Regions from separate parts of the Homo sapiens genome. Here region 1 is linked to region 2. Evidence: chromatin loops called from intact Hi-C (ENCODE). Cell type or tissue: dorsolateral prefrontal cortex. All regions are shown on one strand.

Evidence for each region. A loop is a pair of places that touch in the nucleus more often than their neighbours do. Peaks named below come from ENCODE experiments on the same cell type or tissue, not always from the same donor. Only the 100,000 strongest peaks of a DNase experiment are listed, where the experiment ranks them.
Region 1: a loop joins it to region 2, with 7 times the contacts of the local background. A loop is called at or near these places in 3 of 110 quality-filtered maps.

The regions. Positions count from the first base shown.
Region 1 is chr6:161,230,784-161,238,783 of GRCh38, reverse strand. AGPAT4 (1-acylglycerol-3-phosphate O-acyltransferase 4) reads left to right here. Exons shown (of 9, transcript NM_020133.3): 2 at 6,482-6,748. The coding sequence starts at 6,571. Among named protein-coding and RNA genes, the nearest start is that of AGPAT4, 39 kb to the left of the region's middle. In dorsolateral prefrontal cortex, no CTCF peak of the experiment used is centred here; a DNase peak (open chromatin) is centred at 4,373; H3K27ac peaks cover 4,827 bases.
Region 2 is chr6:161,316,445-161,324,444 of GRCh38, reverse strand. No RefSeq gene overlaps it. Among named protein-coding and RNA genes, the nearest start is that of AGPAT4, 46 kb to the right of the region's middle. In dorsolateral prefrontal cortex, CTCF peaks have their summits at 4,722 and 4,933; DNase peaks (open chromatin) are centred at 4,994 and 5,794; H3K4me3 peaks cover 1,639 bases; H3K27ac peaks cover 3,197 bases.

The sequences.
Region 1 (8,000 bases), 86 kb after region 2:
CACAAGAACAGCATCAGGGTAACCACTCCCATGATTCAGTTACCTCCCACTGGTTCCCTCCCACGACATGTGGAGATTATGGGAACTACAATTCAAGGTAAGATTTGGGTGGAGACACAGCCAAACCCTATCACCTCATCTCCATCCCACGCTTTGGGAAGATTACATAGTTAAGGAAGGTAAAGTACACGTGAGTGCTTGTGACTGCATTATTTCCCATTTCTGAGTCACTAGCAGAAAAGTATAGGTTAGAATGAAAACATATGGGGGAGGATGCTTTAACACATTACAGGTAAATTAAAGACAATGTCTTGATCTAGATAGGTAGAGAAGGAAAACTGAGTTGACGACCATCTCATTGGCTTTCCCAGGAGAGACGAAGTCATCTGTCTTAGCTGCTCCTTCTTTGCCTTCTTGCAAATGATAGAAAAATCCCCCATTACTTGGGGTTTTCCCCGTTCCAGGCATCCTGGCAAGTGTTTCCAATGCTTTACTATACTTGCTCCTTGCAGCCACCTCATGCTGAAGTTATTGCTCTGATTTTACACACGAGGAAAGTGAGGGCCAAGTAAGTTAATCAACTTCCATAGCTGTAAAGTGGCCAGGCCTGGATTTGTAGCCAGACTGCCTGACTCTCAGTGCCCTCTCCACAGCGGAAGCTCCAACAACTATGCTGCATTCTGCCTCCCGCCCCCCAACCCCCCCATTACCCCCCCACCCCCAGCCCCCCAACACACAGCAGTGCTTGGCTTCCAGGTGGTCTCGCGTTGCCTGCACATTTCAGAATTTCTCTTGTCTGGTGCTTTGGTTGATCACCTTTCTGCTGACTTTAATAGAGCATGCCAACCCTGTGGTCCCTCCTCAAGTTAGCAAGCAGTGTAAACTTTCTCCCTCAGAGACTTGCAGGCATCTCACTTTTGTGGCATATGCCCATCATCTGCCCACACCTAACCTTCACGGGGGCTGGGAAATGGAGTCTGTCCAGTTCTGTGCTCAGAATGGGGTGGATTTCATTCTCGTCGTAAAAAAGGATGATAAAACACAGAGAAGAAAAGGAGATCAGCCATAATCCTTCTGCCAACATTTAGCCACTAATAATAGATAGTTATAGATATAGTAATAGATTTAGGTATGAATGACATATATGCACACATTATTATTTTACAGTTAAGAATTATACTTCTTTGTGAACTTTTCCCACTCAGTGTATTCTAATATTCTCTAAAGGTCTATACTGGCTGACTTAACCCCTTTGGTACACTGTTGGCTTATAGTCAACATCCCCTATGTATTTAACCCCCTTTGTCTCTCCCATCCTTATACGAATGACTCAGTTTTTACATCCAAGTGGTGCTGAAGGAGACTTCTTCTGGTATTCAGTAAGAAACCTTGCTAATGTTAATGATGGTTACCTACTTTCTCAAATAGCCATGAATTCCTTTCACACAGACTCATAGCCAACACTTTTTCAGTATGTGCCCTTGAGGACTGCCAGAGACTTTGCCAAATGATTGGCTAAATTCAATATCTACTAATCTACCAGTGGCCTGGGAAATAAAGGTAATTTGGATTAGATTATGTCTCCTTGAACCTGTTGTGATTCCTAGTGACAACTGCTTTTTGTCTATGTTTTAAACGCTGGTGCAGTCATTTTCAGGTGATGCATATTGAGCTCATGGGTCAGATGCGGCCTTCTGGAAAATTCCAATAATGTATCCGGATATGGTTTCCTGGCATTTTTCCTATTCTGTATGATTTAAAAATGTCTTTGTGTTTCCGCGATCCCTTTTGCATGTTGCCTTAGTTCACTAGGTTGTGGTTTGTCTGGGACTCATTATCTGGAGAGAAGCCTCCCCCTGCCTTTTATTTATTTATTTTGTTTGAGATGGAGTCTCACTCTGTCGCCCAGGCTGGAGTGCAGTGGCACAATCTCGGCTCACTGCAACCTCTGCCTCCCAGGTTTAAGTGATTCGCCTGCCTCAGCCTCCCGAGTAGCTGGGATTACAGACACCCACCACCACATCCAGCTATTTTTTTTTTTTTGTATTTTTAGTGGAGATGGGGTTTCACCAGGCTGGTTTCGAACTCCTGACCTCAAGTGATCCACCTACCTGGGCCTCCCAAAGTGCTAGGATTACAGGTGTGAGCCACTGCTCCCGGCCTCCCCTTTCCTTTTACTGCTTTAAGCCCTCATCGGGTCACTTGTCTGCCCCCAGAGGTAACCGTGCCAGCCTCTGTGGCCAGATTTCTTTGTGTGAACCTGTTGAAAGAGAATTCCCAGTAGAATTTGGCCTCCTGCACTCCCATCCCTAGGGTGTCTCAAGGTCATGGGGTGAATTTCAGGAAAAAGTAAAGGTTAAACGCTGCTTCTGAGCTCACTGATGGGAAAACACCTGCTGTTTCATTTCATGAGTACCAAAACCCAGAAAAAGGCAATACATCATCTTTACTTTGTCAAGCACACGAGTTCATCATTTTTGGCCTTGATAGTAAGAAACATCTTTTTTTTTTTCGCAGAAATATGGCATAGCAGCAGCTTCCTAGTTCTCTGTTGATTTAGAAACTCTGTAAGTAGCGCTCTGATATGCTCAGAAACAGCATAAGTTCTTTGTCATATTCTTGCCTCATGTAATAAGCCACTGAAGTGGATTTGCTGGAAAGACTCTTTCCGTCACATTCTAGGTACTTGCAAAGCTAAAAGGGAACTAGGCAAAGTATTTTTAAAATGTTTCTCTCCAGCTATTTTCATCGCTGGCCAGATATTTATACCATCTTTCCTCGGCATGACATGAAATTGGCTAATTGCCACGTTAGAAGAGAAAGTGCTGTTTTATTCAAGATGGGAAAGAAGCTGATATGGTTTGTATCTGTGTCCCTGCCCAAGTCTCACGTTGAATTTGTAATCCCCAGCACTGGAGGTGGGACCTGGTGGGAGCTGATTGGATCACGGGGGCGGAGTTCTCATGAATGGTTTAGCACTGTACCCCCTTGGTACCGTATAATGAGTGAGTTCTCTTGAGATTTGGTTGTTTAAAAGTGTGTGGCACCTCCCCCTTCTCTCTCTCTCGCTCTTCCTCCTGCCTTGTAAGATGCCCGCTCCCCCTTTGCCTTCCGCCATGAGTAAAAGCTTCCTGAGGCCTCCCCAGAATCAGAAGCCACTGTGCTTTCTGTACAGCCTGCAGAACCATGAGCCAATTAAACCTCTTTTCTTTATAAATTGTCCAGTCTCAGGTATTTCTTTATAGCAGTGCGAGAATGGACTAATCCAGATGGGTCCCCAAAACGTCTATCTGGAATGAACTTAAGACGTATGTCACACATTTGTCCTCCAGACACACCCCTACATAATTCAGCCACGTTTCTTTTAATCATCAGCCCTCATTCTAAAGTCAGTTAAATTATTTAACAACTCGAGCACTTCTCACCTTCTTCTTCAGAGGATGCCTTGACTATTCTTATTTTGGCGTTTGCATATAAATTTGAGAATCCGCCTAAGTTTCACGAAATTAAAAAGCAATAGCCTCCCTGGGATTTTGATTAGAATCTGTTGTCCCTTTTTACTGATAGAAAAACTGAGGTGCAGAATAGTTAATGTGCCCAAAATAGGGTACCAATACACAACTAATAAGAGACAGGGCAGAGCTGCAAACTTGGGCAGTTGAACTCTCAAGCCCACATGCAACCACCCCACACCAGGCTAGGAAATGGGCCTTGAGGACAGAAGTGGAGCTGAAACTCAAGACCCAAAACAAACCAAGCCTTGTCTGATTTCTCTTTAGGCTCATCTGCTTGGGGTTCCTCTTTACACTTCACCAATGCTATCTGAGACCCTGGTTCATGCATTGCTAGTGAGGGTTTTACGCACGGTAAAATTTCAATTTACCTTGAAATTTTATAAGGAAAAAAGAATTCTTAATTTTTCTTCCTAATGCCCTAATATTGAACTGGACACTGAAGAAGGCAGCATTTAACCCCCTGCATTTCCGATGTCAGCTGGCTTCCTTTTCTTAGTGTAGAATTGGCAAAGCAAAGGATTTGTCAAGTAATTTACAAACTCTAGACCCCAGAAACCTAGTGAAAAACCGAGCTTGGCCTGGCCAGATTGTCTTGACGCTATTAGTGGCTAATCCGGGGACAATGAACAAATTGCATGAATATTCAACATCAAACTGTTACTGCTGCCAAGCTGCAAACCCATGTAAACCCCTCCTATTTATGTGGCTCCCAAAGTCAAGTGCACTGAGCGGGGGCTGCCAGCTTAACGCCTATTCCTCAGTGGGAGCCTGGGAGTGTTGAAACTCAGTAAGGAGTTTTCCAGCCTGGAAATATCTGTGGAAATGCCGTCTGCGAAAGGCCAGAGATGTGATGATTCAGACCCTGCAGGGCCTGGATTTGTGCCAGAGAGTGGAGCTTCTGGGGCCTAGAGAATGGGATGTCTCAGTGGAGCTAAGATGATTTCAGAGAAATCAGGCCGAAAGCTTCTTCCCATTTCCCTCCTATCAGAAATGTATAGGAATCTTGCAGGAATGCAGCCTGCCTTCTGGATAGTCCCAGTAAGTGCAAACATGCCTCCCTGTGACTCTCCATATGCCCGAAACCATCCTCAGAGCCAACCTGCATGACCCAGGAGTGACTGCACTCAAAGCTGTGCTGTCTTCTGCCCTTGGGGGAATTTCTGGGCTGCTCTGCCAAAGGGAGTTGTGAGCCCAAGAGACCTCCCGCCTCACATCTCAGGAGCAGAACACCCCTGACACGTGCAGGAGAAAGAGCTCGGAGTTAAAACTGAGCCCCAAGATCAGTTACCGATTGTGGCAAGCTTAGGCAAGTTGCCCAACCTCACCATTGCCTCAGTTTCTTATTCTGAAAAGTGGGATGATAAGAATACTCGTCTTGTGGGATTCATAGGAGCCTTAAAATGAGATCACATGTGTGAAACTCTTACAGATGCCCCTCAATTTATGATGGGATTACATCCCGATAAACCCATTGCGAATTGAAAATACTGTAGGTCAAAAAGGCATTGCATGCACCTCACCTACCAAACATCATCGTTTAGCCTCGCCTGCCTTAAACATGTTCAGCACATTTACGTTAGCCTACAGTTAGGCCAAATCATCTTACACAAGGCCTATTTTATAACAAAGTGCTGAATAGGCCTTGTAATTTATTGAATACTGTACTGAAAGTGAAAAACAGAAGAGTTGTATGGCCTCGAATTAAAATTTCTCTGAATGGATATTGCTTTTACACCATCGTAAAGCTGGAAATTTTCAGTGGAATCATAAGTCGAGGACCATCTGTATACAGATTGTTCATTATTAAAAAAGATTGTAACAATTTTAGGGCCTCTCAACTATTATTGTTAGAAAGTTTGTCGTAACATTAGACGTCTTCCTGGGGTAGTCTGCCAGGCTCTTCTGCTTCCAGGAAAAGCGAGTCCGCTGCTCACAGCTTTCCTTTTCATCAGAGTATTTGAAACTCCTGCCATTTTCCTCAAAGGAAAGCTTTTATTTCCCAAACTGTAAAGTCATTTCATTATTCTGTTTTGAGCTGGAGACTGATTACAGGACTGTGAGTCTAACTGTATGTATGTGTTGAGTTTCTTTCTGATTTGAGAACACTTAAGGATGTGTGTATCTGTGTGTGTGTGTGTGTGTGTGTGTGTGTGTGTGTGGTGTTTGTGTGTGTGTCTATGTGTCTCTGTGTGTGTGACCAGGGTGTGGTGGGGGTAGTTTTCTTACCTTCCTAGTTATTTGTATTTACTGATAGCCTCAAAGTTGAGCCCTCGTGTACCTTCACTAAATCATTCTACAAATATTTTTTAAAATTAAGTTCCCACCCTGTGCCAGTGATGGCTCTCATGTGCTGGAGAAACAGTGGTGGTTTTCAAGTAAATGCTTCCCTAGTCCCGGTTGCTTGAGGGGTGGCACCCACTCTGGGTATGTCCTCGTCCTTGTCCAGGGCAGGCTTGACTTTAGGGCAGTCCTGCTGGAAGCGAGGGGTGAGCAGGGATCTGGAGGAGGAGAATGAGAGGAGGGAGATGGCGTGGGGCTAGGGGTGAGAGAATGGGGCTCAGGCCGCGATGGCAGCAGGAGGGGAGGCCGGATTTGCGGCCTGTCCTGTGGGCAGCCGTCACTCAAGTGGGACCCAGGGCTCCGTGGCTGGCTCAGCTGCTGCCCAGCTGGGGAGCGGTGAACCCTGGCCGAGTGGCTCCACCTTCCAGGACTCAGTTTCCTCATCTGAAATCAAAGTACCAACCTCAGAGGATATTGGGAGAATTAAAGGAAGGATTATTGTTAAAGGGCTTAGACTATGCTCGACAGGAAGTAAGCACTACATCAATGTTTGCAAAATAAAGATAAATCAACTAACGCACATGAGTTTAACCTCAAGTGTATATTTTTCTTTTCAGAGCACTTTTTTTCTGACTCTAAAAGCACATCGTGTTTTTGCTAACATTTCCTATTTGTTTGTGTTTTAGACGCCTTCCTGAGTCCTGGATCTTTCTTCCTTCTGGAAATCTTTGACTGTGGGTAGTTATTTATTTCTGAATAAGAGCGTCCACGCATCATGGACCTCGCGGGACTGCTGAAGTCTCAGTTCCTGTGCCACCTGGTCTTCTGCTACGTCTTTATTGCCTCAGGGCTAATCATCAACACCATTCAGCTCTTCACTCTCCTCCTCTGGCCCATTAACAAGCAGCTCTTCCGGAAGATCAACTGCAGACTGTCCTATTGCATCTCAAGCCGTAAGATACTTAAGATTCTATATTTTCGTCTCCATTGTGGATGTGTGTATCAGAATTATGGCTCTTGATATGGATTCACTAGGCTTTCGTTGTGTGCCGAGCTGTTTTTTTGTTTTGTTTTTGTTTTAGGTTTGAAATGGCTATTTTGTTCTCAATCCCCCAAAATTATTTTTTGAATGAATAATGCCAGTAGCTCAAAATTCAACAGCCACAGACAGGTATACTATGAAAAGTAAATACGCATTCCATTAGTTTCTTTAGTTCTCCTCAGAACCAATCAGTATTAATGATTTCTTAGTTATCCTTACAGAAATAGTATACATATAGCTCTTATACTTGTAAATGCATGTGCGTCTTTCTGTGTATATATCTATATAGATACATATACATACGTATTTTTTTTTAAAAAACTAAGTGGCAGTATACTATATTGTTTTCTTCCTTGCCTTTTTTCTTCAGCTTTTTATTTTGAGATAATAGATTCACATGAAGCTGTAACAAATAATACTGAGAAATTCTGTACACTCCTTGGCCAGTTTCTCCCTATGGTAGCATCTTGCACCACTGGAATAGCATATTCCAATGAGAAAATTGACATTGATACAATCCACAACCCTACTCCTATTTCTCCACTTTTAAGTACACTCATTTGTGTGTGTGTATGTGTCCGTGTATGTTTGATTATGCTAGGTTATTTCATACATGACTAATTTGACTGGCCTGAGTTTCAACAATTAAAAAGATGAGTGAGTGTATTGGGACATCCAGAAATGCATTTTGCTATTGATATTGATTAGCCTTAAGCCTATACCTATTCTTAAAAGTAGAGAACGCAGTGTGATATTAATAATGATATATATATGTGGGTATGAATATATTTCAAAATATGTGCTTTTTAAAAATTTGTCTATTAAAAACATCAACTAAGATTATGCCAAGAGTCTAAAATTATTGATATATTTTTGATACCCTTTAAAATGATCAAATTTGAATTTGAATCAAGACAATTCAAGCTATGTATAATTATCCAAATGGATTACCACTTATCCAGTCTTATTTGTTAAACTTCAGAATACTAACTTGTAAGGAAGAAAAGTCATAGACATATCTTTATTTATGACTTTTTTCACCAACTCAGAACTTGCAAATAGGCCTGATACTATTTTGGATATAGTTTGAGTGCAAGAGCTTCCATGTCTTGTATTACAATGCTTTATAGAAATATGTCTTGAAAGTGTTCATAAGATCCTAA
Region 2 (8,000 bases):
GTGCAGTGGTGCAATCTCAGCTCACTGCAACCTCCACGTCCCAGGTTCAAGTGATTCTCCTGCCTCAGCCTCCCAAGTAGCTGGGATTACAGGCATGCGCCACCATGCCCGGCTGACTTTGTATTTTTAGTAGAGAGGGGGTTTCTCCATGTTGGTCAAGCTGGTCTTCAACTCCCGACCTCAGGTGATCTGCCTGCCTTGGCCTCCCAAAGTGCAGGGATTATAGGTGTGAGCTACCGCGCCTGGCTAATACCACTTCTTTTTTTTTTTTTTTCTTTTTTTTTTTTGAGATGGGGTCTCGCTCTGTCGCCCAGGCTGGAGCGCAGTGGCGTGATCTTGGCTCACTGCAAACTCCGCCTCCCAGGTTCACGCCATTCTCCTGCCTCAGCCTCCCAAGTAGCTGAGACTACAGGCGCCCGCCACCTTGCCCAGCTAATTTTTTGGTACTTTTTTAGTAGAGACGGGGTTTCACTGTGTTAGCCAGGATGGTCTCAATCTCCTGACCTCGTGATCCACCCACCTAGGCCTCCCAAAGTGCTGGGATAACAGTCCTGAGCCATCGCACCTGGCCGCCAGTACCACTTCTTAACTAGCTGTGTCTTCCATTCCATTTTGGATGTTGAGCTAAAAACCTCAATTTGCTGAAGTAAGCAATGGCTTTTCTTTGGACATAAGCCAGAACTTGCCTACTAGATGTTTTGGGTTGGTGATCAAGAGATGATTAGTCGGGTGGAATTTTACCATTCGTGCTTTTTTGTTGTTTTTAAAATTTTTTATTGATACACATATTTATACATATTTATGGGGTAGAAGTGATATTTTATTACATGCAGAGACTGTATAATAATCAAGTCAAGGTGTTTGTGGTGTTCATCACCTCAACAATTTCTCATCACTTTGTGTTAGGATCATGTAAAGTCCTCTCTTCTAGTTATTTGGAATATATACTTTGAAATATGCGATACATTTTTGTTAACTATAGTCACCCTACTCTGCAATGGAACATTAGAACTTATTCCCTTTATCTAATTGCATGTTTGTACCTGTTAATGAATCTCTCTTCGTGCCCCCTCCCCAACACACATTTTTCCTAGCCTCTGGGAACCATCATTCTATTCTCTACCTTTATGACATCAACATTTTTAGCTCCCATATATGTGTGAAAACATGTGATATTTGTCCTTCTGTGTTTACCTTAACATAATAATCTCCAGTTCCAACCATGTTGCTGCAAATGACAGAATTTCATTCTTTTTTATGGCTGAGTAATATTCCATTGTGTATCAGTACCACATTTTCTTTGTCCATTCATTCACTGATGGACACTTAGATGGATTCTGTATCTGGGCTATTGTGAATAGTGCTGCAATAAATATGTGAGTACAGGTATTCCTTTGAAATACTGATTTATTTTCCTTTGGATAAATATTCAGTAGAGAGATTGCTGGATCATATGGTAGTTCTACTTCTAGTTTTTCGAGAAATATCCATACTGTTTTCCATAGAAGATGTACTAATTTACATCCTCTCCAACAGTGTATAAGAGTTCCCTTTTCTCTGCATCCTCCCGAGCATCTGTTATTTTTTATCTTTCTAATAATAGCCATTCTGGCCAGGCATGGTGGCTCACCCCTGTAATCCCAGAACTTTGGGAGGCTGAGGTGGGTGAGCCCAGGAAGTCAAGACCAGCCTATGCAACATGGTGAAACCCTGGCTCTACAAAAACAAACGAACAAAACAAAACCACTGAAATACAGTGGATGAGACACATGATCCACAGAATCCCAGGTCAGACATGAAGGTTATACACCACCAGACTGGCTCTCCATTAGTGGGCATTTCAGAGTCTCTAGGTTAGATGAGAAACATTCTAGATTTTCCACTTCAAAAAAGATGATTGCTCACAAATAGAATGAGTGCTAGCATTTTTGTCCCTCTAGAAACCTTTTTAAAATGTTCACAAGCATTGGGTATTCTGTAATTTTGACTTCACATAAAATTAGTACAGTGATACAGACTTTGTTTTCAAATATGAGGTAGACTTTTAAATTTTGTTTTATTTATTTACTTCTATTTTCATTTTTCTGAGACAGGGTCTCACTCTGTCACTCAGGCTGGAGTGCAGTGGCACCATCATGGCTTACTGCACCCTTGACCTCCTGGGCTCAAGTGATCCTCCCACCACAGCCTCCTGAGTAGCTGGGACAAATGTGCATCAACACACCTGGCTAATTTTGTTAAAATGTTTTGTAGAGATGGGGTTTTCACCATGTTGCCCAGGCTGGTCTCAAACCTCTGGGCTCAAGTGATTCACCCGCCTTGGCCTCCCAATGTGCTGAGATTACAGACGTGAGCCACTGTGCCTGGGTGCATCCATTTTACCAGGGGCATTTGGGGCACTCCGTTTCTACTCCTATAACTCAAATGAGTTTATTTTTAAGCATCACTTTTATCCTTGGTTTTTATATATTATACATATATTTAAGAAAGTTTTTGCCAGGCGCAGTGGCTCATGCCTGTAATCCCAGCACTTTGGGAGGCCGAGGCGGGTGGATCACCTGAGATCAGGAGTTCAAGACCAGCCTGGCTAACATAGTGAAACCCCATCTCTACTAAAACTACAAAACTTAGCTGGGTGTGGTGGTGGGCACCTGTAATCCCAGCTACTCAGGAGGCTGAAGCAGGAGAATCACTTGAACCCAGGAGGCGGAGGTTGCGGTGAGCTGAGATCGCGCCACTGCACTCCAGCCTGGGCAACGGAGCAAGCCTCCATATCAAAAAAAAGAAAAAGAAAAAGAAAAAGAAAAAGTTTTAACTCTCCATAGAATCATCTCCCGTGCCCAGCCTGAGGTAGTTAAGCCAGAAAGTAACATGGAAATTTGCAAGATGCAAACAAACATTAAAAGAGAATCTATAGAAAATAAATATAGAAAATAGGATATATTTTTCTGAGAGAAAAATTATTACTAATATGTTCATTCTTGCTACCAATTTGGTGTTTAATAAATGTGTCTTGAATGAATGTATGGGTAAAAACTAGATTTTTTTCTGAATATGAAAATAAATACCTATATACCTTGTTGTATATAGGTATACAAGCACCTGTATGTCTTGGTCTTCTATCTTTGAGGCTCATTCTAATTTAAGCAGGCCAGGAATAGAATTAAATGCATGGACTGGAAGGCCTAATTCCCAAACTAAATAGAAGTAACTGGACAAGGAAACAGATTTTTGCTTTGATTTGAGGAAAGAGGCATTAAGACCTAGCCTTATATATTTGTGTGTGTGTGTATGTGTATGTGTGTGTAAACATATATATATATATTTTTTTCTTACAGAGAAGTCTGCATGTACCTTTTTGAGTGACTCCCTTGTTTAAAACAACAATATCTGATTAGAGTTAATAATACTAATTGCAATTGTTTATTAAGCACTTATGTGCCAGGCACCATGTAAGAATTTCATACATATGATCTAATTTCGCTTTTCTCTTTCAGCCCTCTGAAAGAGTTGACTTCATCTAGCATACGAAGACATAGATTCTTTTTTTTCTTTTTTTTTGAGACGGAGTCTTGCTCTGTTGCCCAGGCTGGAGTGCAGTGGCATGATCTTGGCTCACTGCAAGCTCTGCCTCCTGGGTTCACGCCATTCTCCTGCCTCAGCCTCCTGAGGAGCTGGGACCACAGGCGCCTGCCACCATGCCAGGCTAATTTTTTGTAGTTTTAGTAGAGACAGGGTTTCACCGTGTTAGCCAGGATGGTCTCCATCTCCTGACCTAGTGATCCGCCCGCCTCGGCCTCCCAAAGTGCTGGGATTGCAGGCGTGAGCCACCGTGCCCGGCAGAAATAGATTCTTGAAGAAGTTAACTTACTAAAGTTTGCCCAGCTAGAAAGTAGTCTAACCTTACTTTGTTGGAGTCCAGGGTTTAGGATCTTAACTGCTTCTCTGCACAGTACTTTCTTTAGGGACAGGAGTTGTCAAAGCAAAGATTTTTTTTTTCACCTGCATCATTAGCCTCAAAGTGAGTGCATCACCACCAGGTGGAGAAGACTATCCTACAAGGATTATTTTCTCACTCAATCCACCAAGTTCAGTCAGTTGGTTTTAATTCAAACTGTAAAAAATATGCCAGAATCAAACATTCTGTCTTCCCACAGGTGTGTGAAAGCAAACAGGTGGCGTCACTGGAAGACATTGGTGACTAGGTGAAATGTCATCCAAGACAATGTTTCATGAAGACAATGTTTCATAAAGACACCGGCTGATTTTGCCAACAATTTCACTTTCCTAACTCTTATCTGATGTCACTATCCTCCCTTCACAGTGGGAATAATACAATGCTTTTTTCATCCAGGGAGGTGGCAGTTTTACTGGTTGTCATTTTATTTATCAAATATGCTGATTGTTCTAACTAATATCTTATAAGCTTCTTTTAAGAAATCTATTACTCAATTTAAAAGATACAGGATAGAATAATGCAATTTATAAAATAACCAAAACATGTCCTTAAATTCCACTATTGTAATAGTAACCATGCTTCTTAAACAATAGTTACTAGTATTCTTATTATCAATGTCTTTTATTTTATCCTGTAGGAAATTATTCACTTGTACAAATAAAATAGAACTACTTGGGATTTTTAAAAATGATCCTTCCCTCCTTCATTTTGGGTAATATTTGAAGAACCACTGTTCAGGAGAAAATACCATTAATTTAGACCAAGAAATGTCCACAAGATTCATGTGGACAAAGGAAACACATAATAAAGAAAACCTAGAGTTTGCAAAACAAATAGAACTTGATAACTGTGGTACCTCTGCCCTGAGCTTCCAGTCTCCTTCCCCCTAACTTTATGAGCAGTGAAAACTTCATATCAAATGTACCCTGGAAGACGTTTTCCAGGAAAAGAAAGCAACCCCCTTGACTAGACAATGAGCAGTTGTCAAGCTGCTAGGGACCGATTTGTTCCTAGATCCAGATGGGGACTGGATCCAGTTCCCATGCAGCTGTGCACAGCAACTGATCTTCTCAGATGTGGAACAATGAGGCTTTCATCAGGACATATCCTATGGTGAGTGCTAGACAGAACTCAAAGGCTGGAGATGGAGAGGGATAGTGTTGAGAGCTGGGGAAGGGTTAAAAAACTCACCCTCTAACCTGAAGAGTCACATTACAGGTTTTCAAACACATTGGTTAGTAGAGAAGGAGGCCAAAATGAAAAACAGAAAATTCTTCATAACCTGGAGTTTCTAAAGTGCAGTGCTCTTCATTTCAAAGTTTATAACGCAATCAGCACTGAACCAATGCTGTTTCATAGAACACTTTAAGATAATTGCTTTGATGAGCCCACAGAACTTATTTAACAACTTGCTGCTGATATCATTATGCTAAAACTTGGGATGCGTATGAAATTTTGGAAGAAAAAAGGAAAATAATAAACCGTCGGATTGGGAAAAGAGATTGAAATCCAGCTATTTCTTCTAAGTTGTGATAGTAAGTAGTCATGATTATTAGATATATCTCTTTCATGCCTCACTTTTTCAGTGCCCTCCTCCCATACTTAGGATACATCGCTAAAGTTGCTAGGAAGACAGGGCTGAATACACAGCCCTGCCCTTGGCATACATGGTCTAATTTCAAGGGATTGCTTTAAATAGAATTCTCTGCTAGAGCTAATCGGTGTCAAATATGAGAAGAAAATTATCCTTTCATAGAAGGGGAAAGTCTGCCTTCGTTCAATGGTGTGCCTGTGCAATGATCGTGCCGTCAGGTTTCACAAAAGCCTCTTTGTACCGAACACTGCTGATGCAATGAATGTGACCACAGTAGAGCCTGTGCCCTCTTTTGTTGCTGAATGTAGACTCCTACAATGCAGTGCCACCTACTTCCCCGGCTTTGTTTTCATAATAACTGGTTTGCATTTTTGGTACTTTAACCAAGTGTTGTAGCCCAGTGCTTTTAAGATCTATGATTAACAGGAATTTTAATATGTTGTATTTTGAATAGGTTTGCCAAGCTCCTGACGGTTTCCCTAATCACCAGGAACTTAAATATCACCAAACTGCTCACAAAGAGCCTCAGCTGCAAAATGCATATCCTGCCAGGTGTAAGGTTTCTGTCTAGACCAATGAGAAGGGCTTGAAGGTCACTGAATTCCCACATGGGGTCATGCACCTTTCCACGTCCTGAAGACACATCAGAAAGGATTTTCACATTTATGCATCCATTCTTTCATTCATTCAACTCCCTAAGTTATTTGGGGCCTTATGTGTGACATCTCTTGCTAGATCCTGAGTGGAGCAGGTTAAGCAGAGAGGGGCAAAAGAGCAGAATCAAAGGTAAAGATTACATCATCTCTGGAAAAAAAACGAGCTCTAGAAGACATTGTGTTAGATCCTACTATTGTGGCAATGTATAATTCCCAAAGAGTATAATTATATTGTAATTGAGTAGGAGAATGTCATTATTCTTGAGAGATATATATTTAGGGGTGAAGTATCATGATGTCTACGACATCAAACAGTTTGGCAAAAAGTATATACATATGTGTGTGTATATGTACACATACAGATTCCACTGTGGTCACGTTTGTTGGATCAGCAGTGTTTGGGTACAAAGAGGATTTTGTAGAACCTGACAGCACGATCATTGCCACTATATGTACATATACACATACACATATGTATATATACACATAAGCACACACACACATATATATAATGTGTATATACTGTGTACATACAGTCATGCCTCTCTTAACAATGAGGATATGTTTTGAGAAATCCATTGTTAGGGCCAGGTGTTTTGAGAAATCCATTGTTACGGTGGCTCACACCTGTAATCCCAGCACTTTGGGAGGCTGAGGAGGGCAGATCACCTGAGGTCAGAAGTTCGAGACCAGCCTGGCCAACATGGAAACTCCGTCTCTACTAAAAATACAAAAATTAGCCAGACATGGTGGTGCACTCCTATAATCCCAGCTACTGGGGAGGCTGAGGCAGGAGAATCGCTTGAACCCAGAAGAGGGAGGTTGCAGTGAGCCAAGATCACGCCACTGCACTCCAGCCTGGGCAACACAGCAAGACTCCGTCTCAAATTAAAAAAAAAAAAATGCATTCTTAGGCAACTTTGTTGTGTAAACATGTTAGAGTACACTTACACAAACCTAGATGGTATAGCCCATGAGGCACCTGTTTCTCTCAGGCTACCAACCTGTACAGCATGGGACTTTACTGAATACTGTAGATAATTGTAACACAACGGTTTTTGTGCATCTAAACATAGAAAAGGTGCAGCAAGGGCTAGGAGCGGTGGCTCATGCCCATAATCCCAACACATTGGGAGGCCAAGGTGAGTGGATCACCTGAGGTCAGGAGTTCGAGACCAGCCTGGCCAACACGGCAAAACTCCGTCTCTACTAAAAATACAAAAACTAGCTGGGTGTGGTGACGGGCACCTGTAATCCCAGCTACTAAGGAGGCCGAGGCAGGAGAATTGCTTGAACCCAGGAGGTGGTTGCAGTAAGCCAAGATCATACCACTGCACTCCAAGCTGGGTGACAAGAGCAAAACTCCATCTCAAAAAAAAAAAAGGTACAGCAAAATCCAGTATACAGTATAAAAGAAAAAAATTGGTACACCTGTGTAGGGCATTTACTCTGACTGGAGCCTGTGGGACTGGCAGTTGCTCTGGGTGAGTCAGTGAGTGAGTGGAGAGTGAGTGTGAAGGCCGAGGATATGACTTTCCGCTCAACACCGTTCACTTAGGCTAGACTAAATTCATTTAAAAAATTTCTTTCTTCAGTAATAAATTGATCTTATCTTACTGTAACTTTTTTACTTTAAAAACTTTTTCATTTTTAAAAAACCTTTGGACTCATTTGTAATAACAAAGCTTATAAGACAAACACATTGTACAGCTGTAACAAATTTTCTTGCTTTAGGTCCTTATTCTATCAATCAGCTTTTTTCTATTTTTAATTTTTTTTTTTTACTCTTAAA